2 separate regions of the Homo sapiens genome follow, and region 2 is linked to region 1. A link is a loop called in an ENCODE intact Hi-C map of the cell type or tissue named here. Cell type or tissue: endothelial cell of umbilical vein. All regions are shown on one strand. Links, peaks and the distances in the headings refer to the core of each region. The heading gives the core; the rest is flanking DNA. Region 1 overlaps CEP128 (centrosomal protein 128). Region 2 overlaps NRXN3 (neurexin 3).

The links. Peaks named below come from ENCODE experiments on the same cell type or tissue, not always from the same donor. Only the 100,000 strongest peaks of a DNase experiment are listed, where the experiment ranks them.
Region 2: a loop joins it to region 1, with 10 times the contacts of the local background. A loop is called at or near these places in 58 of 110 quality-filtered maps.

What each region holds. Positions count from the first base shown.
Region 1 is chr14:80,842,970-80,860,121 of GRCh38, reverse strand. The region is part of intron 9 of CEP128 (centrosomal protein 128); the gene reads left to right. Among named protein-coding and RNA genes, the nearest start is that of CEP128, 90 kb to the left of the region's middle. In endothelial cell of umbilical vein, for the core only: a CTCF peak has its summit at 9,694; a DNase peak (open chromatin) is centred at 9,711.
Region 2 is chr14:78,960,573-78,977,724 of GRCh38, reverse strand. It overlaps NRXN3 (neurexin 3), which reads right to left. Exons shown (of 21, transcript NM_001330195.2): 12 at 11,319-11,700; 13 at 10,327-10,517; 14 at 9,379-9,552. Among named protein-coding and RNA genes, the nearest start is that of NRXN3-AS1, 110 kb to the left of the region's middle. In endothelial cell of umbilical vein, for the core only: a CTCF peak has its summit at 8,395 (motif pointing left); DNase peaks (open chromatin) are centred at 8,304 and 10,134; H3K27ac peaks cover 2,910 bases.

The sequences.
Region 1 (17,152 bases), core at 5,151-13,150:
TTATTAAAAATACTTATGGAAATTCCTATACCATATGATAATAGTAATTGATGCATTTTTTTCCTGTTTATGGTGAAAAATTAAATCCATAATTGAGCAGGTGGGCCTGAACTTCTAGCCACTGTGCTCTTTTGCCTTCTTAAAATGTATCTTTCAATGTTAATGAAAAATATGACATTTAAAACTTAAGACATTAAGAGTTTTTATTTGAAATTATAGGATGCAGAGATTTGAAGGTATAATATATTACAGGGAGGCATTCTGTGGTTTTGGCTAAAATCTGCTGCTGTTATCTCACGGGTCCTTAGGTCCTCAGAGCTTTACCTATTCCCATTTAATGCAAAAGCACAGTGTTAATCATTGGAAATTGGTCAAGGGAAAGCCATTTTCCTTTTCTGTAGGGGTTTTAAAGAATTGTTCACTCATTTCTGTTTCTTGTCCTGATTTGAACAAAAGGGCCATGCACGCCCAGGAATCCACTTCCTTTTTTGAGCCTCAGCTACTCATGTGCTATTGAAGTCACATGAATGCCAGATTTTCTTTCTTTTTTTTAAAAATTAATTAATTTATTATTATTATACTTTAAGTTTTAGGGTACATGTGCACAATGTGCAGGTTAGTTACATATGTATACATGTGCCATGCTGCTGCGCTGCACCCACTAACTCGTCATCTAGCATTAGGTATATCTCCCAATGCTATCCCTCCCCCCTCCCCCCACCCCACAACAGTCCCCAGAGTGTGATGTTCCCCTTCCTGTGTCCATGTGTTCTCATTGTTCAATTCCCACCTATGAGTGAGAATATGTGGTGTTTGGTTTTTTGTTCTTGCGATAGTTTACTGAGAATGATGATTTCCAATTTCATCCATGTCCCTACAAAGGACATGAACTCATCCTTTTTTATGGCTGCATAGTATTCCATGGTGTATATGTGCCACATTTTCTTAATCCAGTCTGTCATTGTTGGACATTTGGGTTGGTTCCAAGTCTTTGCTATTGTGAATAATGCCGCAATAAACATACGTGTGCATGTGTCTTTATAGCAGCATGATTTATAGTCCTTTGGGTATATACCCAGTAATGGGATGGCTGGGTTAAATGGTATTTCTAGTTCTAGATCCCTGAGGAATCGCCACACTGACTTCCACAATGGTTGAACTAGTTTACAGTCCCACCAACAGTGTAAAAGTGTTCCTATTTCTCCACATCCTCTCCAGGACTTGTTGTTTCCTGACTTTTTAATGATTGCCATTCTAACTGGTGTGAGATGATATCTCATTGTGGTTTTGATTTGCATTTCTCTGGTGGCCAGTGATGGTGAGCATTTTTTCATGTGTTTTTTGGCTGCATAAATGTCTTCTTTTGAAAAGTGTCTGTTCATGTCCTTCGCCCACTTTTTGATGGGGTTGTTTGTTTTTTTCTTGTAAATTTGTTTGAGTGCATTGTAGATTCTGGATATTAGCCCTTTGTCAGATGAGTAGGTTGCGAAAATTTTCTCCCATTTTGTAGGTTGCCTGTTCACTCTGATGGTAGTTTCTTTTGCTGTGCAGAAGCTCTTTAGTTTAATTAGATCCCATTTGTCAATTTTGTCTTTTGTTGCCATTGCTTTTGGTGTTTTAGACATGAAGTCCTTGCCCATGCCTATGTCCTGAATGGTAATGCCTAGGTTTTCTTCTAGGGTTTTTATGGTTTTAGGTCTAACGTTTAAGTCTTTAATCCATCTTGAATTGATTTTTGTATAAGGTGTAAGGAAGGGATCCAGTTTCAGCTTCCTACATATGGCTAGCCAGTTTTCCCAGCACCATTTATTAAATAGGGAATCCTTTCCCCATTGCTTGTTTTTCTCAGGTTTGTCAAAGATCAGATAGTTGTAGATATGTGGCGTTATTTCTGAGGGCTCTGTTCTGTTCCATTGATCTATATCTCTGTTTTGGTACCAGTACCATGCTGTTTTGGTTACTGTAGCCTTGTAGTATAGTTTGAAGTCAGGTAGTGTGATGCCTCCAGCTTTGTTCTTTTGGCTTAGGACTGACTTGGCGATCCGGGCTCTTTTTTGGTTCCATATGAACTTTAAAGTAGTTTTTTCCAATTCTGTGAAGAAAGTCATTGGTAGCTTGATGGGGATGGCATTGAATCTGTAAATTACCTTGGGCAGTATGGCCAGATTTTCTTTATTTGGTAAGGACCTTCATACATTGTATTTTAAACAACCTGGTTTGGTTATCTCATGGAAGTCTCTTCTTTAAGAGAGATGAGTATTTTAAATGGGTTGTATGACTATATTCTTTTAATATTATCTTTCTTAAATTGTAGATGATACTTTGAACTTTACTAATTCAATTCATGTTTTTTGTTGTTGTTGTTGTTGTTGTTGTTGTTTTTTTTTGAGATGGGGTCACTCTGTTGCCCAGGAGTGCAGCAGCATGATCTCGGCTCACTACAGCCTCGAATTCCTGGGTTCAAGAGATTCTGCCACCTCAGCCTCCCTTGTAGCTGGGACTACAGGCAGGCATCACCATGCCCAGCTGATTTTTTTGTTGTTGTATTTTGGGTAGAGATGGGGTTTTACCATATTGCCCAGGCTGGTCTTAAACTCCTGACCTCAAGTGATTTGCCCACCTTGGCCTCCTAAAGTGCTGGGATTACGGGAGGGAGCCACCACGCCCGACCTAAATTCAAGTGTTGTTAAGCCTATACCCATCAGCCTTTTCTGTGTACACAGTCAAGTATATAACATTGAGGTAAATTATCATACTATAAACTCCTTTTGATGAGGTGCTTGATAGTATCATAACTTTGGTTAGTTTAGTGGAGTGGGGGTAGGCTTGGTAGGTTGTAGTGTTGGGAAAGAGGTATGTAGACTGTAAACACACAACAAAAAAAAAACTGTAAAAAAAAAAAAAAAGCCAAAACCACTTTTTTTGCAGGTTCAATATTTACATAAAATCCTAGATAAAAATTTAAACTTCTGGTTTGCATCCTGGAAACTCCTGACTCATTTTTTACTGGCTATTTCATATACATTGAATATTATTTCTTCATCTTCAGCCGAATTACTTAAAATGAAAAACATGGCTGGGCATGGTGACTCATGCCTGTAATTCCAGCACTTTGGGAGGCTGAGGTGGGCGGGTCACTCGAGATCAGGAGTTTGAGACCAGCCTGGCCAACATGGTGAAACCCCGTCTCTACTAAAAATACAAAAAACAAACAACAGCAACAAAAAAATTAGTGTGGTGGTGCACACCTGTAATCCCAGCCACCTGGGAGTCTGAGGCACGAGAATAGCTTTAACTCGGGAGGCAGAGGTTGTAGGGAGCTGGAATTGTACCACTGCACTCCAGCCTGGGTGACAGATTGAGACCCTGTCTCAAAAAAAAAAAAAAAAAAAAAAAAAAAAGAAAAGAAAAACATGAGATAAATGCTGGACACACACACACACGCACACACACACACGCAGGCACACTCCAGAGCACTTTTATGAGGCAGGGTCACACTCACCCACGCTGGAGTGCAGTGGTGTGATCATGGCCCACTCAGTCTCAACCTCCCAGGCTCAAGCGATCCTTCTACCTCAGCTTCCCAAGCAGCTGCAACTACAGGGGCACACCATTACACCCAGCTAATTTTTGTATTTTTTGTAAAGACAGGTTTCGCCATGTTGCCCAGAGTGGTCTCAGACTCTGGACTCAAGTGATCTGCCTGTCTCAGCTTCCCAACTTGCTGGGATTACAGGTGTGAGCCACCATGCCTGGCCGTCTTCAGAGCATTTTATAGCATATTAAGTCAGTAGTTTCTCCCTTATCTGTATCAACAATATTCTATGCTTACATATGATCTAGATGCCTTAAAATTAAAATTTGTTTCATGGGGAAGTCTGTGGGATAGGCAAGGGCATGGAATCTTAATAGACGATGGTGAAGTTTAAGTGAGAAATTAAGTGTTTAAGATGGGAGCTCAGCTCAGTGGCTTTTAGTCTGTTCTGAGGGACAACCAGGTTATGTGAAGCTCATCAATAAACTAAGGCCATATGAAGAAAAATTAAAGTAATCGATACTTTTTTTCCAACATTTTTCTTCATTTTTTTGGAAAAACCTAATGAAGAAGTAGCTATTCATTTTTGTCCAGAAATGTAATTATGGCCCCAGAGATGCTGAGTAATACAGATACCACATAAGAAAAGCCTCGGGTACCCTTTATTAATGTATTTAGTTTGGACTCATTAAGGGAGAAGCTTCCATGAAACCTAGGATGTTTTTCTAATGTGTTCTTAATAGCTTTTGCGTCTCCCTTGAGGCTTCTGTGATATTTCGAGTATCACACAGCAGGGGAGAACCTAGTCAGGCAAATATTCTAACCTGGCTTCATTAACCCCTTTTCCTGCACTTTCTTTCCAGACTCCCCTACTTTGTTTGGAGTCGTGGAGGCCTTTCCAAGGCTGGCAGATCTTGGACTCGCCTTTGCTTACCTTTTCAAGGTTCAGTTGTAAAACTTTTGTTTGATCATTCACTTTGCCTCCCTCTTGTTTCCATAACCAATGCCCCTTTTTTTTTGTAGTCATCTCGTACATTTTTGCATACAGTTATTCATATTCATATTTTGCATAGTTATTCATAAGTTTTCCTTTCCCTATTATATTGTTAGATGTTATAAATGCCCATTAAAATCACTCTCGTATTGATCATCCCAGCAGCCTCTCTAATCTTTGAGAAGGACCAATAGAGTTTACAAGTAAATGAAAGTTTAAAAGTCAAACACAATCCTGTGGAAAGCAGGAGGAAAACTCAGAGGATGTACTTTATTTTTCTTATTCTTAGGACATAAGCCCTAGAATTGAGTCCTTGGACAGGACTGTGTGAGCCCCATGGGGTTCGGTAAGCAGAGAGTAACACAGGCAGGGTGTCAGAGCCCTCAAACCACCAAGAGGCTGAAAGCACTATCACAACAGGACAACCACACATGTACTACTTTGTTGGAAAATGCGTGTAGCAAGTGAAAATCCTAAAACTCCTACTCCAGTGTTTATTCTTCACGGGGTAAAGTTGTGTGTGTAGTATAAATCGGGGCTTATTTTGAGCCACACTTTTTATTCTTTTAACCAGCTTTAATCCCATTGACTATTTTTCTTCTTCTGTAAAGATGGCATTTTTTTTTCTTTCACTGTCCAGTTTCTGGTAATACATATGTGAGAGCTTTGTCCCCGATTATTTATGTTACTGATTCTTGATATGTTCTCTCTTTTAATTTTACCTATTTTGAACACTTTTCATTTCTAGTATTTGAAGATAATACTTACTAAATATTTGTTTAATACGTTAAGTAGTGACCACATTAATACACTGTTTTGGTCCTGTGTTTAACTAGGTTTATTTCTCACGTAGTTCTTTTAACATTTCATTATTAAATATTTAGTACAAAAAGCGTTTTTTAATATAACTAAATGTGATCATATGAAATATTCAGACATTCTCTTACAATACAGGCTTATTTATTTATTTACATGGCTGATTTTTTTCCTACATCTCTTCCAACTCTGTTCTTTCATCATGAACCACTTCTCTTACCCCTAAAAAAAGGAACTCATGTTGACGGCCTGGAAGGTATCCCTTTATATTTTTCTGTTTGCTTTTAATTACCTGGACTGATGTATATAGACTATATATACACCTTTGCATATATATGGGGACTTTTTGGTCATGTATTCGTTTTTAGAAAATGAGATCACATTTAGTATACATTTCTGCTTCTTGTTTTTTCCTTTTTTTTGCCAATGTTTTCTGGAAGTTCATCCAACTAGCTGACATGGTTCCAATGTAATCTTATATTGCCATTGGTAGATCTTATTTTTCCAGAGGTTCTGAAACTGCACGTTGTTCTGCCAGCAATGGTTGAGTGTAGCTCTTTCCCCCACATTCTTACCAGAAGTAGTGGTTATAATTCTTTAAGTTTTTGCCATCTGATCAGTATAAAGTGTTAACTCATTTTTATGTTTATTCACTTTTCTCTAATAGTGAATTTGAGCATCTATTCACACACCTCTTGGCAGTTTGCATTTGTGCTTACATACAGTGCCTATGTATGACTTTTGCTCATTTAAAAATATTGGATTATTTGGGATTTCTCTCTTTCCCCCCGGGGATTTTTTTTTTAATAGGAGAGAGGAAAGGATCTAATTTGCTTTTTATATGACTCATCAGTTGCTTCAGCATCATTTTTGAATAAAAATTGGTTCTTTCCACTCTAATTTAAATGCCACATCTGTTGTATATCTAGTTTCCTACAATATCTATCTGACCTCTATATGCTTTGCCATTGATTTGCTTGTCTAGCCCTATACTAATATAATTCTTTCTTAATTATTATAGGTTTTATTATCTTTTGGTAAATGATAATGAAAATCTCTTGTCCTATTCCATGAAAAATCATGCTGGCATTTTTATTGCGATTGTATTAAGTACAGACTAATTTAAAGAGAAGGTCTTTTCTAATGTTTTCCAATAATGTTTTATAATTGTCTGTATAAATGTCTTAGACCTCTTTTGTTAGACTTATTTTTAGGTACCTTATGGTTTTTCTTTCTATCTGGAATGGGATTTTTTTTTAAAATTGCATCTCTAATTGGTTATTTTTAGTATACAGGGGTACAACTGGCTTCATATATGGTTCTTATATCCAACAATTTTGCTCAATGCCCTTATTAGTCCTTATAATTTCTTAATAGCTTTACTGACATACTATCTTAGTGTATAGATAATCATATCATTTGAAATTAAAGGCAATTTAGTCTCTTTATAATTCTTTTCTTTTTTTTTTATCTTATTGCACTGGTTAGAACCTGAAGTCTAATATTAAATGGAAGCAAAGATAGCAAGAATTCTTGTGTTACTTCTATATTTGTATGATTCTTAAGTGTTAAATGTTGTATGGTGTTTGCCCCTACTTTTTAGTGCTAACCTTTGTCGCATTAAGAACATTGCCTTCTATTCCTAGGTTGCCAAGAGATGTTTGCTGTTATTTATTTATTTATTTTAAAAATCATGAATGGGTTGTGAAATTTATCAGATATTCTTGCTGTGCACTTAACTTTGGGTATTTAAATATATTGATTTAAATATGGTTGATTCCATCAATAGATGTTGAGCCCTCCTTGCATTCCTGAGAACTTTATTTGATTATAATTTTTTTTTATACATTGCTGAATTAACTTGCTATTTTTTTCTTAGGATTTTTATATTTGTGTTTATGATTGAGATTAGTTTTCCTTGCACTGACGTTTTTGGTTTTAGAAGCATGGTTACATTAGTGTCATAAAATGAATTAGATGGATTCCTTCTTTTCCTATTTCGTGGTTTAGTTTTGTGTAAGAGAGGGATTATCTATTTCTTGAATGTCTGTTGAAACTTACCCATAAAACAATTTGTGTCTAATATCTTTTTGGTGCTGCAGATTACTAATTTTTTTTAATGTTTATTGGGTTGTATAGCCTGTTTATTAAGTCAATTTGGTAATTCATGTTTAAAGTCTTGCTAGAAATAGTATTATTTTATTAGTTTTCTTTTTGACTGGCTTTGTTTATTGCTTCATTAACTTCTGCTCTTAACTCTGTTACTCTCTCTTTCTCTTCATTTAAAGGATTATTCTGTTTTATTTTTTAGGCTTGAAAATTGAATGCTTGATTGATTTTTCTGCTTTTTTAAAATGAATAATGAAAATTTAACCAAATTACCATATGCTTTGTTATACTTTTATGGTAATTTTTTTTCAAAATCTTTTATAATTTGTTACAATTTTCTCTATAACTCAAAACTTATTTAGGAATGTCTTTTGGTATTTTCAGAGATATATGTGTGCTTATTTTTAAACTCTTTTTATTGTTTTTAATTTAACTCCTTTGAAAGTTGTTGAAACTTCCATTTTGACCTAATTCTATGACCAATTTTTTGTAAGTACTCCAGAGTAAGAAACAAATATTTTTCTGTGTTTTGGATGCAGAATTTTATGTGCTTGTGCATGTCATACATGCATACATACACACACACATATATAAATTTAATAGGTCATTTGTGAATTTTGTTGTTCTGTTCTTCTGTTTTCTTAGTACATATATCTAAAGCTTCTCATTATTATAGAGATTATCAGTTTCTCCGTGTGATTTGTGTCAGTTTTCTTTTATCTGTTTTGTGCATGTGGTATCTTATGTATAATTAAATTACTTCTTGGTCAATTATTTAAAAAATATTACCTAGTGTGCCTCTTGATTTTAACATTCTTAAGATTACTTTATTCATGGCATATCATTTTCCCTCTTTAATCTTTCCTTAGTATTTCCATTTTTCCATGTTTCTTACAAAACACCTTATAGTTTGTTAAAAATAACTTTATCTTATAAATTAATGGTTGCATTAGTCATTTTATACTTACTGCGATTATTGGAATATTTTAAAGTGTTTTTATCTTATTTATTTTTTTTTAACTTCTCTTTTTGTTTCTTTTTCCCATTTCTATTTGGAGTGGAGTATATTATATATTCATTTTTATACTTTCTGTTTGCTTTGGAGCTGTAGATTATATTTCTGTTCTTTTGATAGCTGTTCTAAGATTTTAAACATACAGTACTTATTAGTCTAAGATATCTATGTTCCAGCTACATTGGATTCTTCTCAGTGTCTTACTGGAACATTTTTCTCCCTTCTCGTTCCTCAGGCTCAATTGTGACCTCTTTAGGGAAAACTTTCCCGTTCCTCCTCGCCTTCTAAAATCGCCCCTTCAGTTCCATTGCTCACTGTCATGTATCATATTACTCTATTTTTAAAAATAGCATTTAACACAAACTATAATTATTGTTTGTTTGCTTATGCTATTATATGCCTTTTGCCAAAGAATGTAGACTCCATTGGAGGGGCTTTGTGCATCTCGTTTACCCTTGTTTCTGGGACAGGTAGTACAGGGTTTATCACACAGAGCTCACTGAACAGGTGCTAAAGAAATTGACGTTTCCAAATGTAAGTGATTGTTCAGCTGCATATAACATTCTTGGTAAATTTCACTCCAAGATTTTTATACCTTGTGTTACTCTACTGCTCTCATTCCTGAAGACAGAAAGTAAAAGTTAAACAATTTTAACTTATTTGAAGTTTATATAGTAGTTACAATGATATATTCAAAATTCCATAAACATTCTTCAAGAATTCAATCATAGTTAAATTAAACATAATTCAACTCTATAAAAATAACATTTTCGTATAGTGGGTTGCTGGTTTTCAAACTATACTGACAACTTAATAAAGACAGCTGGATTTTTGATATCTTTGTGTTTAACAAAGTTTGAAAAAGAAATTTAGAATGGAGATGCCCAGATACATGCATTCTAAATGTAGACCTCTTTGAAATATTAATTATGGATTTATGAAGAATGTTAACATAGCTGTGTGAGCGTGAATAAAGTGACATTTCATGGAACTGTTTCCTTTGTGAGCTGACAGCAAATGCTGATTGACTTTTCTTTTGGGATACTGCAAATAATGGACAGAAAGAATTTTTAAAGAGACTTTGTAGATACAATTCCTTTTCTTCGTGTTTTTCTGAATGTTTGTGAGGGCAATATCTTTTAATTTAGATTTTCACATAATTTGCATTAAATGTTTTAAATAAATTGATAAAGGTCATAGAATACTTGATAGGGAATTACTACAAGTTTTGACCACTAGTCGTCAGTATTGAACCATTAATTGTGAAGTAGTAGACACTGTTTATTAAAGTTGGCCAAATTTATTGAAAAACAATTATTTATAGTGTGTATACTCTCAACTCTTAGGGCTTTCTGAAAGTGTACTTGGCACTAGCCTCACAAATGAAAAAAATCTAATTAACTGTCTGTTATTACAAATTTAAATTTGAAACGGTGTTACCCTCTGCTGTTAAAAAGTATGACACATTGTGTATTTTATATGAAGACACCTGCTGTATTTATCATGAAAACTGTCATTTCTTTGCCTTTGTATTATAGTTTCATGCTTCCTCTTCAGGATTACAGGTTTTTCCCTTCTTCCTTCCTCCTTCCCTCCCTCCCTCTATGGAAGAAACTATTTATATCTAGTAAAACAGATTATAATTTGATATGAGCATTTTTTTCGCGGGAATCATATATTCCCATTCCCTTTTCCACTTTTAATATTTCGAAGCTGTGCATGCAGAATTTTCCCAAAGATACTTTCTATAAATATTCATCTTATGTAGACCTAAACCTCTTTCTCCTAATTGTTATTTTCTTGTTTTTGGTGGTGATTTCCTTTTGTACACTGTTGTCCATCTACCCAGTTATATTTATTTTCTATTGGTGTTCTGTTGGATAGTTTATCCAACAGATAGATTATCCTTTGCCTATTTTTTCTTTAGTTGTTGGAAAAGCATTTTTTATAGCTCTCATGACTCATTGTGTTTCTAGTTAATTTGTATTTCTATTAAGTACCCCAAATCCCTTTTTAAAAAATATTAAAGTTGTGGTATTAATTATTCATTGCTCAAAAAATGAAAAGCTGTTATTTCTTATATATCTTTGTCCATACTGTGGTCAAGTATTAGGATAGTATTTAGAACTATAACCTCATTATTTCATCGTTTAATGGATTTTGTATGGTTGTGACAAAAAAGTTACAGTTTTATGTTTATTATCTGAGAATGAGATCCTGAAACTTTCCTCGCCAGTGTTAGTCTTGGATGGGCAATCAAGTTACAGTGATGCTGTGATTCAAAGCCACAAAGTGTGGGCGAACTTGGGTCTCTGGAGCTCCCAGTTTCCAGTTCTTTCTCCTCCTGACCTGTGAACTTGTTTGGAAGGTGCAAAATCTTACTCTTTTTGTGTGGTTCATCTTATAATGTTTCTTCTTAAACAGATAGATAACCATCTTGATAAAATAATTTGTTTTATATTTTAAAACCTTTATATGTTTCCTTTATGTCTTTGCCTCTCCTTTTCTCCTGTTCTTTACACCAAGTCTATCATTAAATTTTGTCAGCTCTATTTAAAAAATATTTTTTTAAATTGGAAACTGTTCATTTCCTACCACTACATCTCCTCTTTTGCTGGGGCTAATGCTGTAGCCTCCTTGCTTCCATTCTTACCTCCTTGTGGTCTTTTACAGAATCAGATAATGTCACATCTTTCTTCAAGACCCTTCAATGGTTTCTTTTGTTTTTTTTTTGAGACAGTCTCACTCTGTTGCCCAGGCTAGAGTGCAGTGGCATGATGTTGGTTCACTGCAGCCACCACCTCCTGGGTTCAAGTGATTCTTATGCCTCAGCCTCCCGAGTATCTGGGATTACAGGCATGTCCCACCATGTCTGGCTAATCAATGGTTTATTTATAGACAATAGATCCCCTCTGATCTGGTTTCTGAATTCCTCTCACCCTAATTTTCTTTCTTTCTTTCCTTTCTTCTCTTTTTCTTTTTTTTTTTGTTTTGAAATGTAGTCTTACTCTGTCTCCCAGGCTGGAGTGCAGTGGCACGATCTTGGCTCACTGCAGCCTCTGACTCCCAGGTTCAAGCGATTCTCTGCCTCAGCCTCCTGAATAGTTGGAATTACAAGCATGCGCCAAGACACCCAGCTAATTTTTTGTAATTTAAGTAGAGATGGAGTTTCGTCATGTTGACCAGGCTGGTCTCAAACTCCTGGCCTCAAGTGATCCTCCCACCTTGGCCTCCCAAAGTGCTGGGATTAAAGGCACGAGCCACCATGCCCAACCCCTAATTTTCTATTGTTGTTCTTCTTGCCAACTCTAGGCCAACCATCCTGGCCGTCTTGCTTTTCCATGGATATACCATGTACCTCCTGCTCCTGGGCATTTGCACTTTCTGTTCCCACAGCTAGGAATTTTCAGCTCTGAAACAGTTGTACGGTTTGTGCGCTCATGTTCAGAACTCTACTTCAGAAAGCCCTTATTGACTATCATAGATAAAACACTCCTTCACTCCTGAGCCCCTTGCACTGTTGTATGTTTTCTTAACACTTTCATTATTTGTCAACCATCTGTCCCCTTGAGCAGAATGCAGGCTTTATGGAGGCAGGGACTTACCTGCTTTGCTTGTTGCTGCATCCCCAGTACCAGGACCAGTGCTTGGCATAGAGTAGGGGCCCAGTAAGTGTTTCTTGAAGGAATGAATGAATAAATATTGCTTACTGTATAGTAACTATTCATTCAGTAAAATATTCATTTGGCCAATACTATCATGTACCTAATATAATTCAGGTACTGCGCTGGGGACTAGGGATTTAAAGATACCTAAAATACTATCTCACCTTTTAGGGACCCCTAGTTTAGTTGAGGAAATAGAGATGTTAACTATCTTTGCAATGCAGTAAGGGCATTATTCCACATTTGTGTAGTCTACAGAATATCTCAGAGGGGAAATAATTACCTCTTTATGGCCCCTTGGGGAAAGTTTGGGTGAGAGAGGTGGCATTTTTGCTAAGACTGTATTTTCACATTATTTTAGGAAATTCTTCATGAATGTGATTCTGCCCCACTGCTTGTTGTTAACATGTCAAGCACTTTACCAATCAATGGCTGAAACACTTATATAAATTTTGACCTACTATCATTTTTATCCATACCATTGCTCTTTGTCCTATCATCATACACCATACTAATTATTTTCTTCTTTATATTTGTTACTTGTGGTAACAAATAACAAATTTTTTCTTTGCAAAGATGAAATAAACATTGTTCTCTATAAGACTGTGAGAGAACCATTAATGTCGACATGCTGATAAAAAGAAAATGGATGGTGAAGAATGATTGACTATTATAGGATTTAGTTTTCAAAGGCGTTTGAACACTATTTGGCACAGCTTGAAACATGCAGGTCTGAGATACATCATGCTTTTCAGTCACCTTCTTTAGTCTTTTTCTTGATTTCCCTCCTTGCCCTCTTATTCAGCCTCTTACAGATGACACTAAAACACTTTTGATGTTTTTTTCAGTGAAAGATATTTTTTCCCCCAAAGCTTCTATAGAAGAGAATTCTGAAGAGACCTTGGAGGATGTCTCTTTCAACCTTGTACTTGATACTTGAATTTCCATTTACAGAGCAAGCTAGCTACTTAGATATTGTAGACAGTCTCTACAAGCTATATTATCTTTCTGGTATTGGGAAATAGTTGGCTGGATTAAAGAATATTCCAGTTTGATAATATATTTCATTGGCCTAGTATTGAATAATGATAAAACAAAAGTTGAAAGTTTAGAAATGTATTCTACATCACAGAAGTAGTAGCATGCCAGCTGTTAGCTTTTGGATTCATTGAAGGGTGCAGTTTTACAAGATGATGTATAAATGTAAGTTGTCATGAAATTCTTGTAATCTGATTTCTATATAATTAACATTTATGTCATGTCTTCTGAAGCTTTTTACTTTATTAAGAAAATAATACTAAAGGCTATTAATTATTAAATGCTTGCAATATACTTTCTGCTCCATTCAGTTCCTCATTTTAACTGTCTTTCTCCAAAATTCTACCATGTATGTTATCTTACACTTTCTTATTTAAGTATTTTTGTAAAGTGTGTGTTTTTCAGGATGCCTTCCGGGGTTGATCAATTTGCTTATAGCTTCCTTGATCTTACCATCCTACTAACCGTGAGCTAGTGCCCATATGACTTTTGTTCTTCTTTTATCTCTTCTTTCCCCACTGGTAACTATTGAGATTATATTCACTTTCTAGGTTCTTGAAGAGTCATTACTTATTCTTTTAGGGACTCTGACTTCTCTCTTTATTCTACTTAATCCTTCAGCATATGTGTAAGCGTCTTGTAAAGCATCTGTAATGCTATTGGGGAATAGTAGAAGTTTATATGTTAAATAAATACTCTGATTGCTACTGTGAGTTGTGTTTAAGCCTGACACATATTTTATGTTCATGCCAAATATTACTAGATCTCAAATTATGTTTAATCACTTTTACTTTGCTATGTGTACTTATATGTTCTTGCCAATATTGTCATTGTAAATTATAACAAATAAGGCTAGCGTGAATCTGTGTGAGTCACTTTGTGCAGCACCATATGCAAATAGACATTTAATGCCGTTAATGCTATGACGATGATGAAAAATGTCTGCTGCCCCTGTTGACTGAACAGCTGCCTGACAATAGACTGAGATTTTCTGTGTGCAGGATTTGTTCAATTTCTATGTTACGCTTTTCTTGAAGAGTGGAATGTTTCTATCTATGTTTTCAGTGAATTTATGCTAGGCCATCTGTTTATAAAGCCCATTTCCATCATTATCAATTAATATTTATTGGGCAACTACTGAGTGCATAGTAATATTGTACAAACAAAAACCGTTTTGCTACAGATAGACTTATTCATTGGCTTAGTACTGTTTTATTTTTATTAGAAAATAGTGAAAAACAAAAAAAACCCTTCTAAACCCAAAGGCATAAAATAACATCCTTTAACTCTGGACACTGGAAGATGTTGTATATTTACAGAGCTTTCTGTTCAAAGATATACAACTTGAGAAATTCTAAATTAAATTTCCATAATTATCTATGATCTTCTATTTGTCAACAATCCTAACTCAGTGGCCCTGCATTTAGAAAGTCAAATGAAGTATTATATTACTCTGGATTTCTAATAAAACTATGCATCTCTTTTTGAGAGGAAACTACTCGGATAAAAACAGACCTTCTACTAGGAGCATTTGTTTTTTGATTTTGAAGGAAATCCTGGAAAGTGCACTTGTTGGGCTCACATTTAACTTTACTTGCAAGATTTTATTAAGTAAAAGATTGCATAAAAATATAATCTGTTCCAGTAAAAGCAATGGCATGTTAGGGAATAATACTCATTACCATTGTTGCTTTTGAATTAAAGAAGTTAAAAGACTTGTATGTCTTTTTAGCATACTGGCTTTTTCATGAAGTAATTAAGGTTTTGTTTTGCAGATTGGCAAATTTATAACATTTGAAGAATGAAATCCTGACACTTGTCAACAGGGGTTTACCTTTGAGTTATTTTTGTAGTCATGGTATTGAATTTTTGCTGATTCATTCATAGTCTCTGGTCTAGTTAGCCTTCTGTGAGGCCCTTGGCTAGGTTTAGGGTAAAGATTGTGTCCACGAAACAGAGCAAAGGGAATTGGTGATTAAACTCATGACCTTGTTTGGGTTCATTGGCACTGGATGCCCTAAACAGTGGTGGATTCCGTAGGTATGGGCATAGTGGAACCAAGAAGTTTGTTCATTGGAGAAAATAGGTCAGAAAAAGCATCCATCTCTTCCACCAAGATAATTCCTATAAGAGCCCTTGTGGATTCTTGGGATTCTTGAAATAATAAACATCTTATAAGAAGAGAAAAATGAAAAAAACAAAAAACACATCTAGGCCATTCTTAAAATAAAACCTTGAGCTTTATGTTTAAATACCATAGATATCTTTAAGGAATGTTATTAAGGATTACTGTTACTATTAGAAATAGTATTTAACATATGATCAATCCTACTTAACTACGTGATATTGGATATTACCTTTTGAAAAAGAGGAATTGTTGTATTTTGTGACTTGACTTATGTGCTTACCATTTCCATCGGGAAAATACACACATTTCAATTCATACCAAGTTTTTTGAATTTCTCCCTTACTTTGATATCCCTCAAGTATGTATGGTATCATAATAGTATCAATATTGAATTCCTTTTGGACTTTTATCAAGCATTTCTACTTTTCACCTACCAAAGTGTGTGGTGTGTGCGGTTTGTTTTATTTTTTATTTTTTAAGTTGTAGTTGTTGGTATAGAATTTCCTTTCCTTGGTCATGGCTGAAAAATAAATTTCTTTGAACAATTTAAGTAATACCCACCTAGCTATTTTTAAATTAGATATTGGTTCAGGGATTTAGAATGTGAATGCGTTGTTTTGTTTTTTTTTGCCTTGAAAAGAAACTTAATTTTTTTTTGTTTTGGTTTTTGTTGGCACAGATAATCCTCAACTGGATGAACTTAAAGGCTAAAATTTTCCATTACTTTAGCTAGTTCTCATGGGGGAGGAATCTCTAATTTGATTTGAGAAAAAGCATAATTTAGAAATTCAAAGAACATGACAAAAAAAGTATGTGTTAATATAAATGAGTAGTACATGTTCTGAGCAATAAAATCCTGCTGTATTATGCATAGAGTCCTTTTAAAAATATGTATTATTTTATTGATGTTTGATGGCTTTGGAGCTGTGTTTAAGCGTCCAAAAAGAATTTTAGAGATAGACATCAGATTTCCATCTTAAAAAAATTTTAATTAAAGTTTCCATGATAGTGTTTTATACATACTCAGTACTTAATATTGAGTTTTTGCTTGATTGAAAATGTCCCTAAAGCTACCTCAAATTTTTAATATACATAAATATAAACAACTTGTAACTTCAATTTATAGCTCGTGTAGTCTACTTTGGATTGGAATCACATCATATTCTGTTAAGCTTAAAATATTTTTTCACTGGCTTTTATTTTCTACCCATGTGAAGAATTTAATTACAAAATATAGTAAGAACAACTATTTTCTAGTTTTCAGTGATATAACTTTTTCATTCTTTATTGTTACTGGAAAAAAAATCTGATTTGATAGTTTGTACCTTCAAGTAAATGATGCTGACTGTTTAATATGAGCACAGACTTGTTTTTCTATAGTGTTGTTAGTTTATCAGTGAATGATCTACATGTTCTTGCCCTTGTGACCAAAGGTGTGCAACTGTAGCACTGCTGAGTGATTAGGAGAACTTGGGATAGGTTATGTTTATAATTTTTCTCCGGAAATTTCATTGGACTGTGTGGGAATTAACATGTGATTTTTATTTCATTCCCATGCCATCATTCTTAACCAAGCTTGCTGGTCCATTTAAAGCAGACAAAGGGCCTTTAATTCCCTATTTGTTCTACATCTTGGAGTGTGTTATCTGTTAGAGCCTCTTGATAAACATGCTTGTTGTCAATGTTGTAGAGATTTTTATGGTTAAGTGAGAGGTCTACAAACATTTTTCTTTTCCCCTTTTTACTACTCTCTGAAAAGAAAAACTACCTTTTTTTTTATTATATATAACTATGAGAGTTTAGAATCACCTACCTCTAAGGAAATGCAGTAGTACAATACACGATATGACAC
Region 2 (17,152 bases), core at 4,304-12,303, 1.9 Mb after region 1:
ACAGCTTAAGAGTAAAGTGATTTACCCACAGCACCTTCCATGACAGTAGAGAGGTGGGAGTTGATACTTGCTGCAGGTAGGGTATTTGTAAGAGTGAGAGGATGGCTGGTAGCATGAAGCCTTCTTCCTCAACCCACCCTATTTTCATGGGATGCCTGGGTCACAAAGGTCAAATAACTCTTTTCAAAGTGATACACAATCCCTCATAAGTCAATGATTCTTTAGAAAATGTAAACTGAGGAGTCTGTCTGCTTTTCCTTGTTTTCTAGGCACTGATGTAGGGGTCTGCTGGGGCAGTGGAATATACTTTAAAAGAGAGAGAGAAGGAGTTTCAAAGCCCAGTCTCAACAACAACAAAAAAAGAGGTAATTTAAAATACTTTGCTCTAACATTGTGCAAATATTATCTAGAACTTTTCGAAATGGTGTTGATATGAAAACCATCTACCATAAAGTCAGCATGGAGGACACTCTCAGATACTCTCTGGTCATCTATGTACTCTTTCTGCTTTGGAAATAAGCAAACCCAGACTCACACCATACGGCATAATAGGCGAAAGGTCATGGGCTTTAAAATCCAGTTTAATCACTTACTAGTAATGTGACCTTGGGCTGGTGATATTAAACTCTAAACCTCAGTGTCCCCATCTGTATAAGGGAGATATGTATTTCTACTGCATCATATGGTGTGAAGATTAAATGAAAGAACATATGCAAGACCTATAAAGTCACCTATGAAACAGACAACAGTATCTATCAGCTAAGGTTGTAGTCACAATGGAGATACAACCTGCCAAGTCCTTAGTGTATGCCTTCATCAAGGAGACTCTCAATAAAGATCATCAGCAATTCTGCTAGAAAGGACAATAATCAGGTTTCCTCCTCCCACTTAAGTTGGGTGTACAGTTGATGAGGAGTCCAGAAACAAGATGCATTTTGGTAGTGTGCCACACTGACACAGTTGTGTTGTACGCCTCTCTCGTATAATGTGGAGGAAAAGGACACAAGAACAATAATGGGAAGTTCACTGCAATTTATGTCTCTCTTATTATTTTCCACAATAGAAAGCATTTTGAGGAACTTATAGTAGGTCAAGTACTATATTTTATAACAAAAAATACAATGGAGAATGTGATACAATCTTCAGTTTCGGAGAAAATGAGGTGGAGGACAATATTCATCATAGTAAAGACAGTTGGGGAATTAAAATTTCCTTTACCTAACTAAAGGTGTTTGACTAATTCTAACTCTGTTCTAAAATGCCTTTAAAGAATCTTGAGATTTCCAAGGCATCTGAACCCAATACATTGATTGACTTTCTCAAAATAGCCAGCACTTAGCACCCAGATCCAATGGATCCTGGATCCCCTGACCACGTGTTCACCATCTGGGCAGAGGGACACCTTACATTTCTAGAAAAAAAGTCATTAAACATCAGAAATAAAACCTGCTAAGAGAAGTTATAATTAAAGATGGAATAGGAAGATTCTAATTAATCACCTAATACAAAAAAGAGTTATTCTTTTATTTCTCATAATTTATGTCATCTGCCTCACACCAAACAGGTCAATCTTAATATTTCTTTTATAGTTCTGCAGCTCCTTTCTTCCATGAATAGGCTTTTAGGAAATCTCTTCCTTTCCACTAATACCCTTCTTAAAAACAAAAAGGAATTAGAAAGTTACTTCTGAATGTTCTGTAGAAGCTGTCATTCTGTCCAAGGTACACTGATACAAAGACTGCACTGCTCAGCAAGGCAACCTCCCTCCCGTGGATCACAGGAGTACCGTGGAGAGCTCCTGTCTCCTGTGTTGACCTAGAGAGATGTAGATTCTGGCCTGAAACCAGGAAAGTCGGTAAACTTCTTTCTTGATATCTTTTGTCATAATGTGAAAATACATGTGCTACTAACCAGAATAACAGTGTAGCAGTGGAGAGGGTGTGTGCAGCAAACAGGAGAAAGAGTTCACTTTCTTTCTTGCTCTTTGAGGTTTCATGTGAAAGGGAAACTTGTTTACCTCCTTGACCAAGTCAAGTAACAGGCACTGGGGGCATGTCTCTTCCCTCTGTCTTGGAATATGCTGCTTCACTCCTGAATCTGCTCTCTGTTTCTAGTTTCTGTCTGCATCATCCTTTCTCCATTCTAGTGTCAGAGTGATCCTGATAAAATGAAAATCCAACCCAAATCTCTGTCCTCCTCACAGCATCCTTGGGATAAAGTCCAACTCCTTACAGGAAAAGTCTGTCATTACCTGTCTCTATCCTACCACTCCCATTTCATGTGCTATCATATCCCCCCACACACATTATTTCAGCCACATTGAGCTTCTTGTAGATTCCCAATTAAGCCAAGCTCTCGAATGTGCTTCCATCGTTCATCCATCTAAAACATACTTGTCCTTCAGACTCAGCTCAAACTCTGTCTGAGAAGATATCCCCTGAGCACTCCCCATGACCACCATGACCCTACACGATCCAGTGTGTTCCTTCATGCTCACATGGCAGGACGCATGTCTCTAGGATAGGAGTTTTCACTTTGCATTGTAATTATTGGCTGATCATCTGTGGAATTCTTTGAAGTTAGAGACTGCATCTCATCTGCAGTATCCTAGCATCCCCAGTACCTAGTCCCTGATACACAGGCATAGCTGACACTAACTTCCTGTTAAATTCAACAACACATTCACTGGAGAAGTTAAAAATTTTTAAATAAAAAATAAAACACTACCCCAACCACACAATAACAAGAGGACTTAAGCTGTTGACTCATCTAGACTCATTACGTCACTTCTTACACCTCATTGTTATATTTCCTTCTGAATACATTTTTGTCTAGGCTTCCAACTGCCTCATTTCCTTGTCATATATCTTCACTACCCTTCATACTTCATGGTAATTAGTACTATCTATACTCACAGGTTGTAGCTGAAAAAGCCAGCTTGTGAGTAATAGTCCACACCCCAATGTTAGGAAACAAAAAACTAAAAGCTTTTCCTATAAAACAGGGAAAGAGTAAGACGGCCCCAAATAATCGAAAAAAAAAGCAGCTCCTGCCACAAACAAAGAGACTGTCAAGTCATTACAAGAATGGAGGAAAGTTCGTGCCAATAAAGTAATAATGTTAAAACCATATTGATGCCTAGACAGCTTCCATAAAAGGAAACATCAATATATTCCAAACCACTATGTCCCTAAATCTGTATCTACGCTTTGGTAAACAATTTACTTTAGGCATAGAAATCAATGACTCACTTCTCCCTACAAACCATTATTCCTTTGGATGAGAACTTTCAGATTATTTTGCCATGTCCAGATTTTCTAGGTGAGAGAATATGCTAAGCTCTGGGAATTCAAAATCCATATAGTTCTTACCCTGCGTGATAGTAAAGTCAGGGAAGAGATGTAGTTGTCTAGTTTAATCCGCTAAATCCAGTCCTAAGGAGCTTCAATCTCCTTGGATTGTCTTGCATTCAGATTGAGTCCTGCCCCCTTCTCTCTCTCTTCCATTTACAGAGAAATACATAGTGGATCTTTCTTGACAATTAAACATAATGTCTAAAACAACAGTATTGCCACAAGGGCCCTCTATACTTTGAAACTGAAAGCTATTGTAAAGCTTCCTCTGACTTTAAGTCCTAACTAGTGTATATTCTTTTATTTAATTTAAATATATATTAAAATATATGTGAATCTGCTAAGAGGCGATAAAGAAAAACAAAGTTATGGTAAAATAGTGACAGAGTCTTCATTGGTGGATGTATTCTGGATAGATAGGCGCTTGTACTGGTTAGCTACATGGCATATAACAAGAAAGTCACAGCAAAGTCAATGATCTTTTTAGATGAAAAGTAATTTTTTGAACGTTACCTTTGCCTTAACTACTTCTAACAATTTGGACTGACTGCAAACTCAGCAGAGGTCATGAGGCTCAGTCTCCTGCTTGACAATCAGCCAAAAGACACCTAAAATGCTTGTTCCTCCCTTGTTATTCTGAGACATAGCAGCATGGCACCATAGGATCAGTGGGCCATTACTGACTTTGTAAGATGCCTCTTTGAATAGTGGATGAAGTAGTTTCTGCAATAGATATTCACTAACATCTCACATGTGGTATTTTATAGGGTATTCAGGATTAAAATGACAGATCATCTTCTTCCTCAAGAGTACTTTTTTCCTGCGATCACAAAACAGGAAATTAAAGTGCTCAACCAAAATCCCCAATAGAAAATATAAATCTCTGAAACATTTTAATGACATTAGTGTCTCCCAAATGCCCAGAAATATTTAAAACTTTAAAACTAGTTAAGAGAAAATGACATTCTCTTTCATAAAGCCCAAGTACTTAAATGTCCTGCTCCAGGAAATGACCTCCCTGATCCAGAAAATAATAACTTAAGGCATAAGGGCTGGCCTTGGCCTTTTTTTTCCTTCCAAGTTCTTTTTTCTATGTATGGTGAATAAATTAAGAGGAGCCAACCCCTCCATGGCAACTACTTGGAGAGGTATTTATCATTTCCAGAGTAAATTAATATGTTTATGTATAGTCACGGTATGGGATGCTGTCAAACCTCTTTGGTACCCCCCAAAATGGAATCATGTTTCTTCCCCCATGAGGTCTCCTCTTGATAGCTATTTTTCATGCATTGATCTGGGTTATCTGTCACCCTTTCAGAAGAACACAGGGTTCAGCCACCTCCCCACAATTGCTGCTGTCCAAGAGGTGTGACAGCTTGAAGATCTCTAAAGAAAAGATACCAAGGGTTACACAGGGCATCTTTCAGTCCAAAGTGGTAATGGGAACAAGAACCTTCTCTACCTTGCAGGTCAGCTTTGGTCAACGCAACTTTGTTAGCAAAAGAACAGAAAAAGCGAAAACAATAACCAGAGGTTAGTAAGAGGTAGAATAAACCAGGATAACATTACAGAAATGAAAACGCAATCTGCATAACCATCACTCAGACAGACAATTGAAATGCTCTACAGGTTCACCAGAGACAGCAAAGATGGGGTTGGGGAGTAGGGCAGAGGGGGACGCGCAGACCAGGGACAGAGCCGGCCTCCTCAGAGCCAAGTCAGCAGAGCAGGGCAGGGGCGCATCAGACTTGACAAAGCACAGGCAACGGGCAACAAGGGCAACAAGAGCTTTCTCACATCCACACAGCCAACCTCAGGGAGTGCACGGTCAGACTGAAAGACACGTGTGTGCAATCAGATGGAGCCCATAGAAATACTTCTAAACATTAGGAGTTCAGCATGAAAGAGTCACTCGAGTGCACCCCTTGTGCCCTCTTGCAAATGCCACCCAGGAATTTGGCACTGGAATTAGACATTTGGATCACGGTGATTTGGGAACACCAAAAAGCTCAATTTGTTTAATTTTAAAAATATATCCAAACCCAAATAGTTGCAGGCAAAAGGGCACCAGACTAATGTCATTTTTATTTATTCGTGCCAGTTTCAAAACAAAGCACGTGTATTTCTTTCAGATGTTTATCATCTGCAATTGTGAAACCACATTTCTAGCTGATCATGCCTTGGCCTCTGCAGCAAAGCTGGCCTCAATATAGGAAGATACATTTACCAGCCACATATTAAATCAGGTATGATTTTTTTTAAAACCCTAGCTTAAATTGAGAGGTATCAAGTTACAACTAAATGTTGACTAGGAGTTGCCCAGAAATTGCACTTAATATCTAAATTATACACTTTGCATCTATCAGAGACATAAAATCAAATACTAGTTTCAAGATTTTTTTCTTTTTTGCTACTCATACTTGAGAGCTGAAGAGTACTAAATTAGCAAGTTTTTAAATAATTTTGCTACCACTTTGGGAGGCCGAGGTGGGTGGATCACCTGAGATCAAGAGGTCGAGACCAGCCTGGCCAACATGGTAAAACCCCATCTCTACTAAAAACACAAAAATTAGCCAGGTATGGTGGTGGGCACCTGTAATCCCAGCTACTTGGGAGGCTGAGGCAGCAGATTCGCTTGAAGCTGGGAGGTGGAGGTTGCAGTGAGCCGAGATCACGCCACTGCACTCCAGCCTGGGCAACAAGAGCGAAACTCCGTCTCACTCACTCACTCACTCAATCAATAAAATAAATAAAAATAATTTTGGACTCTTTTGCCTTTTATTTTACCTGCTGTCATGGGTCTGATATAATAGGGAAGGTAACACATTTACTACCTAGGGATCTTAAAGTGTCATTGTCAATGACTTTGATGGAAACATATATTAAATGTAGATAGATACAGATACTTATCTATCTGTGTGTGTGTGTGTATATATATATATATATGTTTATCTGTGTATTCTAGATTTGCTAGAATAAAACATATCTTGAAGAGATTCTGGTCTTAGTTCTTAGTTATAAAACCTCATCCCCTACTTGTTTACTGTTCTATGTAAAAGAAATGATAAATTAAGAAATTTGTTCTGTTTCCTGTGGTCCTCATACTACCTAATGCTCAAAGGCCTTCTTGGGGGTCTCATGCTCTACACAAGAGATTCAGAATAAAAATGATGCCTTTTTGCAGTGTCTCCAGTGTTTTGTGCTCTCCCTTTACCTCCCCACCATCTTACACAGAACCCTAAAATGCTCCTGGGATCTCTTGCAAGGGCTTATTCACAGTGGTACAAACTTCCAATGACAGTAATTTATGCCTTAACCCATTTTGGGCCATTTTTCCTGGCCACTTAGGCTAATTATCCAAGTCATTTGTGTACAATCAACAAGGACTTTCTTCCCTCAGCACTCACCCTCCACTTCATCCCACCCAGCGGGGTAGGCATAATGCTCAGTGGGTAACCGTTGTAATTATCTCCATGGCAATAGAGTGCAGTGCTATTAGGCTCATGGGACTCACCATAGATTCAGATGGTGGAGCCATCAAGCCACAATATCCGGCTTTGAACAATCAACCATACTCAGAGGAAGGTCGGAGCTCTCTGTAATGCATGTGATGAGTAATGCCAAACTGCACATAGAGCTGTAGATAGGGATAGGGACATTTTCCCCAACTCGTTATGTAATTTCTTTTTGCTGATGCTCTTACTGCTTCTCTTAAAACTCTCTTAAGTGAGGTCATTCTCCCTTTATATTATACATTTTAGTACCCTTTTATAAAGCTTAGACCTCCTTTTAATCCAATACTATAGCTTTATTTATTTACACCTTAATTTTTGTATTCTGTATACCTGTACTACCAATACAGTAGCCATTGACATGTGTATTGAGCACTTTAAATGCATGTAGCCCCTGGGTTGAGGTGTGCTGCAAGTATAAAATACAAACTCAAGTTTAGAGGCTTAATGTGAAAAAAAGTGCAAAATATTGATAATTTTATCTCTATTACATTCTGAAATAATATTTTGGGTATATTTAGTTAAATTGAATAAAATACAAAATTAAAATAAATTTGACCTGTTACTTTATACCTTTTTAAAATGTAGCTACTAGGAAATTTATAATTGCATGTGTTACATATATCTATTGGAAAACACTGACATAGAGTTAATGGATGATTCCTGTTAACTTTTAAATCTGAAGAACTGATGGCATAATAAAAATTCTGTAACATTTGACCAGTATCTTACGCTTTCTAATATGTGCTCTTATATTGTGATTTGACTTCATATGATTAATTATTCCAGGATAAATGGAATTACTGCCATTCTACAATCTTCTAAACACTATATACAATTTAATTCCAAATGCTACGTCTATTCCAGGATTGCCCTTTAATACACAAAAGAACTAAAAGCAAGCCAAGGAGACAAAAATCCCTGATTGAATGAAATTGTTCATTTCTAGGAGCAAAGTGGCTGCTTTAAGGGCTTAGTGATTCCCAACCTCCTGTCCCTTTATACACACACACACACACACACACACACACACACACACACACACTACATAGTACAAACACCATATTTGGCCAAGACAATTTAAGAAATATTTCTGGATAAAGGAAAAATGGAGTGGGTTATAGGAATGAACATTCCTATTACTAGTGCAAAATACAAAAATAACTCTTAGGCAAAGGGAAACAATTTCCATAACTCCAAGTCAGCCTGATAAGCTGACAGGAAGCTTTTATAAATGTGTGCTTTACGATGATGAGCTAACCCAGATGGAAGCTGTTTAAGAACAGAAGCGATACATGAAGTTGAACACAGAAGTGGAATGAACAGATTTGATGTGGTAAATTAACAACTGATACAAGGAAACACAATATATTGCGCAAACACAGGACCATAAGGCTCAACCAAAAGGCTCAAAAAGAAAAAAAGGAAATAATTACATAGATCCTTGGTCAGGCAACTTCTTTGCCTTTCAAGTTAGGTAACAGTCACGTTTTCAGCCAACCCAAGACTACTAGGGAAGGCTGAATGTGTTCACTTCTGCCATCTGCTGGTTAAAACTAGATTGTTTACACTGCAAAGAATTGTTGGATTCAGGAAGACCTGTAAAATTCATTTAGTATCTCAAGAGACAGTGGATCATCTACAGGAACAGGCTGAGCATGGTTTGTTGTGCTGCATGGGTAGACATGCAGTATTATTAGATGTTTGACATAAAATAATATTTGTAAACAATAAGCCTACCATTTATCGAGTACCTACTACATACCAGGCATTTTATGTGTATTTCTGATCTCCTTACATTCAAGGTAAGTTTTATTGCCCTGTTTTATAGGTAAGAAAGATATAGCTTACAGAAGTTACATCACCTTCCAAATGTCACATAGCTAACAAGAGCTACTACCTGGAGCTGAATCCAGGTATTTCTAATATCAAAGCCCATAATGTTCCAATATACCACACTAAAGAACTGCCTAGCAATGCCTGATAATTAGTAAGTACTTAGTAAATGTTAGTTCCCTTCCATCATCATGGCATTTGGACATCGTTTTCCTATTGCCTGCTAGATTTGCATTAAATAATGCAGTCACTATCAGCCAAAATAAGAAACATTTTATTAATTAGTGACATCTACATAAAATCTCTGGTTTTCCCCTCATCATGTATTAAAGTATAAATAAAAGTCTCCAGTGCTGTTTCAGCCATTCTGGAAGCCAAGGTACACATTGAAAGAAGCCTGATGTCAATGCCAGGGAAGTTTTTTATTTTATTTTATTTTTATTGGCAAGTATGTGATACTCAGAAAACATCTGCCAACATACATTCCTGGAGCCTGTGGCACATGTCTTGACATACTAAACCAGTGACAAGAGAACACTGATGGTGATGCAATGTCACGTGGCAAATGAGAATGAGACAGGACTGGTCAACTGAGGAAGGAGGCAGTGGCAGAGGCAGCAAAGAGGCTTGGTGCTTGCAACAAGGCTGTAGCTTAACAAGAAAAAAATAGGTTGTACCTTCACAGCCACGCTCGATCTGTCCGCTCCGATGAAGAGCATCATTGATGAGGTCTGGCAGGCGTCCATTCAAGTCCACTGATGCTAGACAGCCCTGAAAGCCATCTCGAGAGGCCACGAGCTTTGGGAGGTTGCTGTACATGCCTTGGGCCAGACCAGCCATATAGAGATCACCTGGAAAGGAAAGTAATTAGCAAAAGAGAATGAGTAAAGGATGTGGTGACCATGTCAACTAGTTTGATACACTTGAGATAATTCATCAGATAAGGAATAAGATAGCTGGGGGGGGGGGGGGGGGACAGCATAAATGAGATAAGCACCTGAGTTTCTACCCTGCAAAAAAAGGAAACCAATATTTATTATGTGTCATTCATTTTATATATACCATCTCAAAAATTTATTCATCATAGATGGAGTAAAGATTAACAATATTGTCAACAAAGCAAGCATTTATTGAGTGCTTTTTATGTGCTTGTTACCAATAATATGCTGAGGGATATACAGACATGCCATCAAAACTTCTCACGACCTATACAGAAACTAACAATTATTATCCTCATTTTGCAAAGAAAAGTAAATGTAAGCTGAACAAGGCTAAGACAGTTTACTGATGACACCAGACATTAAATGATTCAGCTGAAATTCCAAAGCCTATATTCCTTCCTCTGTATTACGGCCCTTCCCACACTTTGACACTCATCCTGTCATCTCTCAGCCCCCACAGCATGACATTCCCGAGGTTATCAGAGAAAATGAACCATTTCTTGATGAGTAGTCTAAGTAAAAACGGAAAAAATTGCATTACAGGATAATTCAACATTGTTAAAACAGGATATGGATGATGTATCAAAAATGCATGGCACTCTGAACCTGTGGTTTGCCTCTGGAAATAGTCTATCTATTGTAAGAAAAGCTCTATTAAAAACTAAATTTCTTTACAAGGTTTACCTTTCAAATCCAGATTTTTGGCACCATTGATAACCTGAGTGACCACTTTGGTGTCCACTTTCAGGCTATGAGTGTTACTATTGTCCCGAGTGATGACGACATTGTGCCACTGGTTGTCATTCAGGGGGCGGTCACTGTTGCCTTTGATCACATTGGGACCGTTTCCGAGGTCAAAAACGTAGTGTATATACCTAGGAAGAAAAAAAAAAAAAAACAATAATTGGAAAATCCCCGAAGTGGTTTAATGGCTATATGTGTGTAACTGACATAGTGGGCTTCAAATCCCCCATGCTAAACTGGCATAATGCAGGAATAATTTAAATCTTGATATGAGGTTACAAGAATAGTCAGATTTTATTCTATCATGCTTCACTATAATTCCATACTCATCGAGTCCACTTCATTAACACTACCTACTAATACTCTCCAGAGTCAAAGTAGCACAGGTTGTACACTACAAAACATAAGGGGGTGACTTTTAAATTCATCATCAACCATTAATCTGTTTTGGTTTTTGTTTTGGTTTTTTGTTTTGACTATTTTCTAATACATGGTAGTAAAATGTCTTGAGGAAAGGGCAGCTTCTAAAAACTTGCATATATGGGCTAATGGTAGGATTTAAAATATTTATGTTTCATCTTTTGGTATAAATTGGGTGGTTGTAGTTAGTAATACTCAAGAATTAGATGCAATACAAATCATAGCCCTCTTTTGCAAAAATAAGCTTTTCTTCAATAGTTTTAAAGGGCTACATTTCATAGGAAAAAGTCTGTTAGTGTTGAGTTAGTGGAAGACCTTTAAATTAAATCATGAGCCTCTCTCCTTTCCAGACCTAATAATTTTATGGATCCATTTAATCAAGGAAGATGCGAGAATGTGTCAGGAATGGAGGGTAGGGAGTAGAATAGACAAGTTATTTTTATGTCCATATTTTACGTAGAGCTTCAGTAGATTAAAGGTGTCCAACATAAGTCGTGATCCCTTCTACTTACCCCTTGACAAGCTCGACTGCAATGAAGTCATTGCCATCACCACTATTGAAGAGAATGAAGCCATCTGGTGAGGTGGTCTTGAACTGGAAGAAGAGGTGCATGGAGGTGTAAGCCTGAAGAGTGGCAAGGCTCAGGTAGCTGCTCTTGGTCTTAAAGGTGACAGGGTCAGCGATGATGTTCCTCAGTCCAAAACGAGCCTTCAGCTCACAATAATCAATGTCACCATTTTTGCACAAGTCAATGTAGAGAAGGCCATTAAACATGAGGCTCTGCAGATGGCCAATAAAGCTGGAGGGGACAACGGAGATGTAGCGTTTCTCAGTCATGATTCCCGTTTCAATGTTGTGGAACTCCAAACGGGTATGGTCTCCCACCATTGTACCTGTGAAAATTGTAAATGAGGTACAAACAGAAAAGTTACCATCATTTATCACAGCACCCTCAAGTATATTTTTTGGGTGTAACCTGTTTCCACACAGAATATTCAGCTTTCTTGGGTGAGTTCAAGAAAACCAAATATTCAATATGGTAGATACCTTACTTGGCCTCAATCAGGCATTGCCCAAATTACATGCTGTCACGCAGCTGCTCAGCACGGCTCATCATATAAGGGGAAATATGAGGTCATGAGTAACCCAGGCTAAAGGATAAAACTATTGATATTCTCCATTCAGGAGAATCACTGGACACTAATACACACTATAAGAAGAAAGGCCTTTGTTGCTCTGACCCTTGTAAAGACACAACACACAAGTCTTGGGCATCACTACCAAGTATTTTTTCTCGTAATAACTCTCCACTTAGTACTCGTGGGAAGGATTCTATTATAGACTTATCAGTTGAGTTTACCTGCCCAGCAACTGTTACTTTATCTTATAATAACACGTAATTTTTCTTTAGGAAGCTACCCACCCCTCTTGACCTTTCAACCACCTGGACTGGATAAAGTTGACCCTAATCAAGCTACTCAGCCTAGACCACTCAATGTACTTTACCCCCCTAACTGTCACAGACTTTGGACTACAGACTTAAAAAGCGGTCATTACACTTTAGGGTGTATCAGAATCACCTGGGGGGCTTAGGCCCTCAGAGTTTAGAATTCAAAAGTCTGGGGTGAGGCCTGAGAATCTGCATTTCTAACAAGTTTCACAGTGATGCTCTTGTGGCTGATTTAGGGACCACCCTTAGAACTGGCAACAACCCAAGCCATCCCGGCCACACTCAGTTCCAGAGCTCTTGCTGGTACACTTAGGAAAGAGGATTCTTTGCAAGCAAGGACTGCTGGAGGGGTAAGAAGAAAGCTTTGAGTCCCTAGAGGCTATAAGAAAATCAGAGGGATCAGAGGACTAGCAACCCAGAAGACAATTACCAAATGAAGAGAATCATCTGTGCTGTCCTTTGAGACTCTGGATCAAGCCAGGCACCTCCCGGCTTTTTCAAACTGTGTGGCAATAGACTCCCTTTCATGCTTAAAGCGTTTGAGTTGGGTTTCTGACATTCACAACGGAAATATCTTCAGCTGTTACAAATGAACTATTTAGAACTTGTATTACCTATTTTACCTAGAAGTGGTGAGTGACTAGGGCAGAGGGGATAAGGAGGGCTTGAAAAAAAAATACAAAGAGACTGGAAATTTTAATAACAAAATAAAGAAAAACATCATTAATGTGGCCAGAGTAGAAATTGGCTTCCTCAACATTTATATAGAAAAATCATGTTAAAACATAACAAACCATGTTCTACTGCCAAGCATTAGAGGGGGAATTCTTTCTTCCTGTCCTCTCTTGTTACCTTCTACATTGAAAAAACTCCATTAGCAAGACTGATAGCATCTCTTTATTTCCTCTTTAACAACTTTCCTGAAGAAGTGACATAATCAGAAATATTAAGGATGATCTGCAAAGAGAAGCTGTGTATGCTTAGCTCAGCCCCTAACACCTCCTGTTTCTCTTTGCTGGAGCAAGCTGCCTTCAGAAATGTCCATTCTACTGCATGCATCCATAGAATGGGTGTTACAGGAGCAAGCCTTGCTTCCACAAAGGATGTCTGCCCAGTTCTGAACTACTATTCAAGTGGGCAGTTCTGTCTAATTCTGAAGTTCAGTGGGTGTAAGCAATATTATTGTGTGTTATTACTAATTAAAATGATATTTGCCTTCCATCCTCATTGCAATATTTTCTCTATTGGCTCAGAATTACAGTGACAAAAAAAGGGAGGATTGTATTTTCTTAGGTCTCTTAAACTTCAGTATCTGGGAGACTAAACCAGATCATACCCTTAAGTGCTCAATATTGGTTTTATCTCTTTGGGAAAAAACTCAGACCTAATTTAAAGAATTGGCTGGAGACAGTGGCTCATGCCTGTAATCCCAGCACTTTGGGAGGCCGAGACAGAAAGATTACTTGAGGCTAGGAGTTCAAGACCAGCCTGGGCAATATAGCAAGACCCAGTCTCTACAAATTAAAAAAAAAATATTAGCCAGGCATAGAGGTATGTACCTATAGTGCTAACTATTCAGGAGGCTAAGGTAGGAGGATCACTGGAGCCCAGGAGTTTGAGGCTGCACTCCAGCCTAGGTAACACAGCGAGATGCTGTCTCTAAAAAAATAAAAATAAAATTTCTTATATTCCCTATAAGCACAAAAATTAGATTTACATGTTATGAGCTTCTATGCAGTGTTTTGACAACTAGTGACAAATCACTCTCTTAGTATAAGAAAAAAAGATGTTGGTTAACTTAAATATAAAAATCAAAATGCAACATAAATCTGCTAACAAATAACTAGGAAATAAAATTGCTTAGTGTTAAAAATCAGACAGGCTGTGAAAATACAAAGCAACATAATCTAAATTTGCATGCTCTAAATTAATAAAGTGACTGAAAGAAACATCTACTGTCAAATTGGCTATAGCTACTCCTACCAGGAAGGGGAGCTGGGCTGGAAAATGATGGGGAGGGGGAGTCATAGTCAATATCCACAGAAACAGAGAAACTGAACTATGATGATGCTGCTAGTCATGCTAATTCTTATTTTACAAAGAAAAAATCTAAGATGAGAACTAAGAAGTCAGAATGGGGAATCTCTGGTGAAGATTGAGGTTCCAAAAGGAATCTGAAGAAACAATTTTAAAGTCAAGTTGAGAACTTTCAGAGAAATTCTGGATGAATTGATCTCCAGGATTGAGGGGTTGGGATATTCTGCTCACTAGAAAATTAATTTTTCATAGCAAAAAAAAAAGTGTTTATTGAGATAGCAGAGAGACTGAGCGTGGATGTGGATAAGTACAAGAAGTGAAGTTAATAGTGGATTTAGGAGCTTAGCCCAGGAACACAAACTGGGAGTTCAGGATGACTCACACAGGAGCCTCAACTAAAAGTTGGTGAGGGGAGGGGGAGAAGGCCATGTGAGATCAAATTAGAAAAGGAATTGGCTTGGGAGGTCGAGGTGGGTGGATCACGAGGTCAGGAGATCGAGACCATCCTGGCTAACATGGTGAAAACCCGTCTTTACTAAAAATACAAAAATTAGCCTGGCGTGGTGGCACACGCCTGTAGTCCCAGCTACTTGGGAGGCTGAGGCAGAAGAACTGCTTGAACCCAGGAGGCAGAGGCTGCAGTGAGTCGACATCATGCCACCGCACTCCAGCCTGGGTGACAAAGCAAGAGTCCGTCTCAAAAAAAAAGAAAGAAAGAAAAAGGAAAGAAAAAGAATTGGCTTCACTGTGTGCTAAACGAATTTACTCCTTTGTTGATGAAGACTTCAAAAAATAAGTATATTATTGCACCTGTGCAAAGCATGAGAGATGCTGAAAGTTTGAAACCTGTGCCAAACCAACCAAATATTTTTTTTTTAATCTATGTGTCATTTAATCAATAGTAGTGATGGAAACCTTTCACTCATCTCCTCTGAATGCTGTCTGCAAACTGAACCTCCTTTCTACTTAAGGGGCAAATATATTCATACCTCACAGCCGCTTCTTTCAAACTTCAGGGGAAAGAGAAGTAACTGGGGAGAAAGATAACAAGCCAAAACCAAGACTACTGAAAATTCCATATAAGGCAAGCACTGTGCTAAATACTGCATAATCACTATGAAATGTCATTATCACAATAAAATTGTAGAGAAGTATCTTTCTCTTGCTTTAGAGGTTAGGACATTTAGCTTGCAGAGGTTAAGCAGTTTGATCAAGATTCATGCAGGTGGTAAATGGTAGACCCCTACATTGAACTCAGGTGTGCTAATTCCAAAGCCCATATCTTTACTAGTACAATGAACTGTCTTTGGAAAAAAGGTTTTACTTATTCCTCACATCATTGCCCAAGAAAAGCAGTAGGTAGAATTTAACTGGTGAAATTTCCATGTAGAAGCTGTTCTAAGGAGTTTGTACTTCTTCCCTATGGCCCAGTATCAGAATGTCACTCCATCTAATTCATGGGTAATATATCCAGCACCCTCCCTAAAGCAGCATTGTTGCCTTGCCTCCTTGTCACACATTCACTTCCATATTGCACTGATGGCCAACAAGCAGTCTACAAACCAGCTCTTAGAGTGACGAAGGACATATAGTTATGGAAAATTCTGGCCAGGTTCAAGCTGTAGCTTCCTATTCCTATGAAGCAATAGCATATAGTGGATGAGCATGGAGAGTCCAGGGCTGTACTGCCTGACTTTGCATTCTGCTTCCAAGACTTCTTCACTGGGTTACCTTGGGGGAGTTACTGAATTTTTCTATGCCTCAGATCCCCATCTGTAAAACGGATATGAAGTTAGCAGGGTTAAACGTATCAACACACGTAAAGTTTTTAATAGAGTGCCTATGGCTTAAACCGTGCGCTATTACTAATTATGCTGCATTCATTTCTCTCCCTTCCTCCGAAATGATTGAATCATGTTGTGGTCATTTCACTTACTGTTTTTCTCTTTTTTTGTGTGAGAATGTGGGCTCTTTTTAAGTAGAGGCCACCTCTTGTGTCTTCTATATGTCCCCCAGTGGCTACCAGAGGGGTCTGAGCACAGCCAGCATTCCTAACTTCTGGGGGGAGGGGCTTGTATTTGAGACATTTGCTTTGGGGTCAAGGTTTGGGTCCTCACCATTTCCACACATGAGGTTCCTGGTCAAAACTAAGAGCTCAGCAAAAAAGAATAATAATGGGAAACGCTGAGAGGAAGCAAATTGACCTTTCATGGCCCTTAGACGTGGGGAGAGAAGTTAAGAAAACGAAGGCTTACAGAGTACCAGTCAAGAATCTTCATATTTTGCCCATAATTCCCTAGCTCTACTGGTCCCAAATCCTTTTCTCCATAATGTCAGCATTTTTTAAAAGTGTGTAAGTATGTGGTATAAAATACTTCAGTAAAAAAAGTTTCTGGAACCAAAAAAAAAAAAAAAAAATTAGCAAATACTGCATACTTATCAATGATTTGCAATGTACATTAGCTTATTAAAGTCTCCTAATAAGCCTGGCAATAAAGAACTCCATTTCATTTTGTTTGACCGCACACTCCTCAATCCTATTTTGTCAAGTTTTTAAAAATTACTATGAGAAATACATTTTAAATGGAAAATTTTGCAAAATGACTTTTTACAGCTTGGTGCTATACATGCTATGTAGGTAAGGACAGGAAAAGTCAACAAGAACCAGTGTAGTCAAATTTTTCTACTAGCAAGGGCAAGTTTTTGTACTAGCAAGAAGTTCTAGGCAGAGGAGGCAGTTCATGCAGCATTAGGCCCCAATTCTGAGGAGTATAACTCAAGTTATGCTTGGTATAGTAATGTATTCTTAATAATAGAAACATAGATCAATCAATTATTATTAACTGTCACCCGAACTT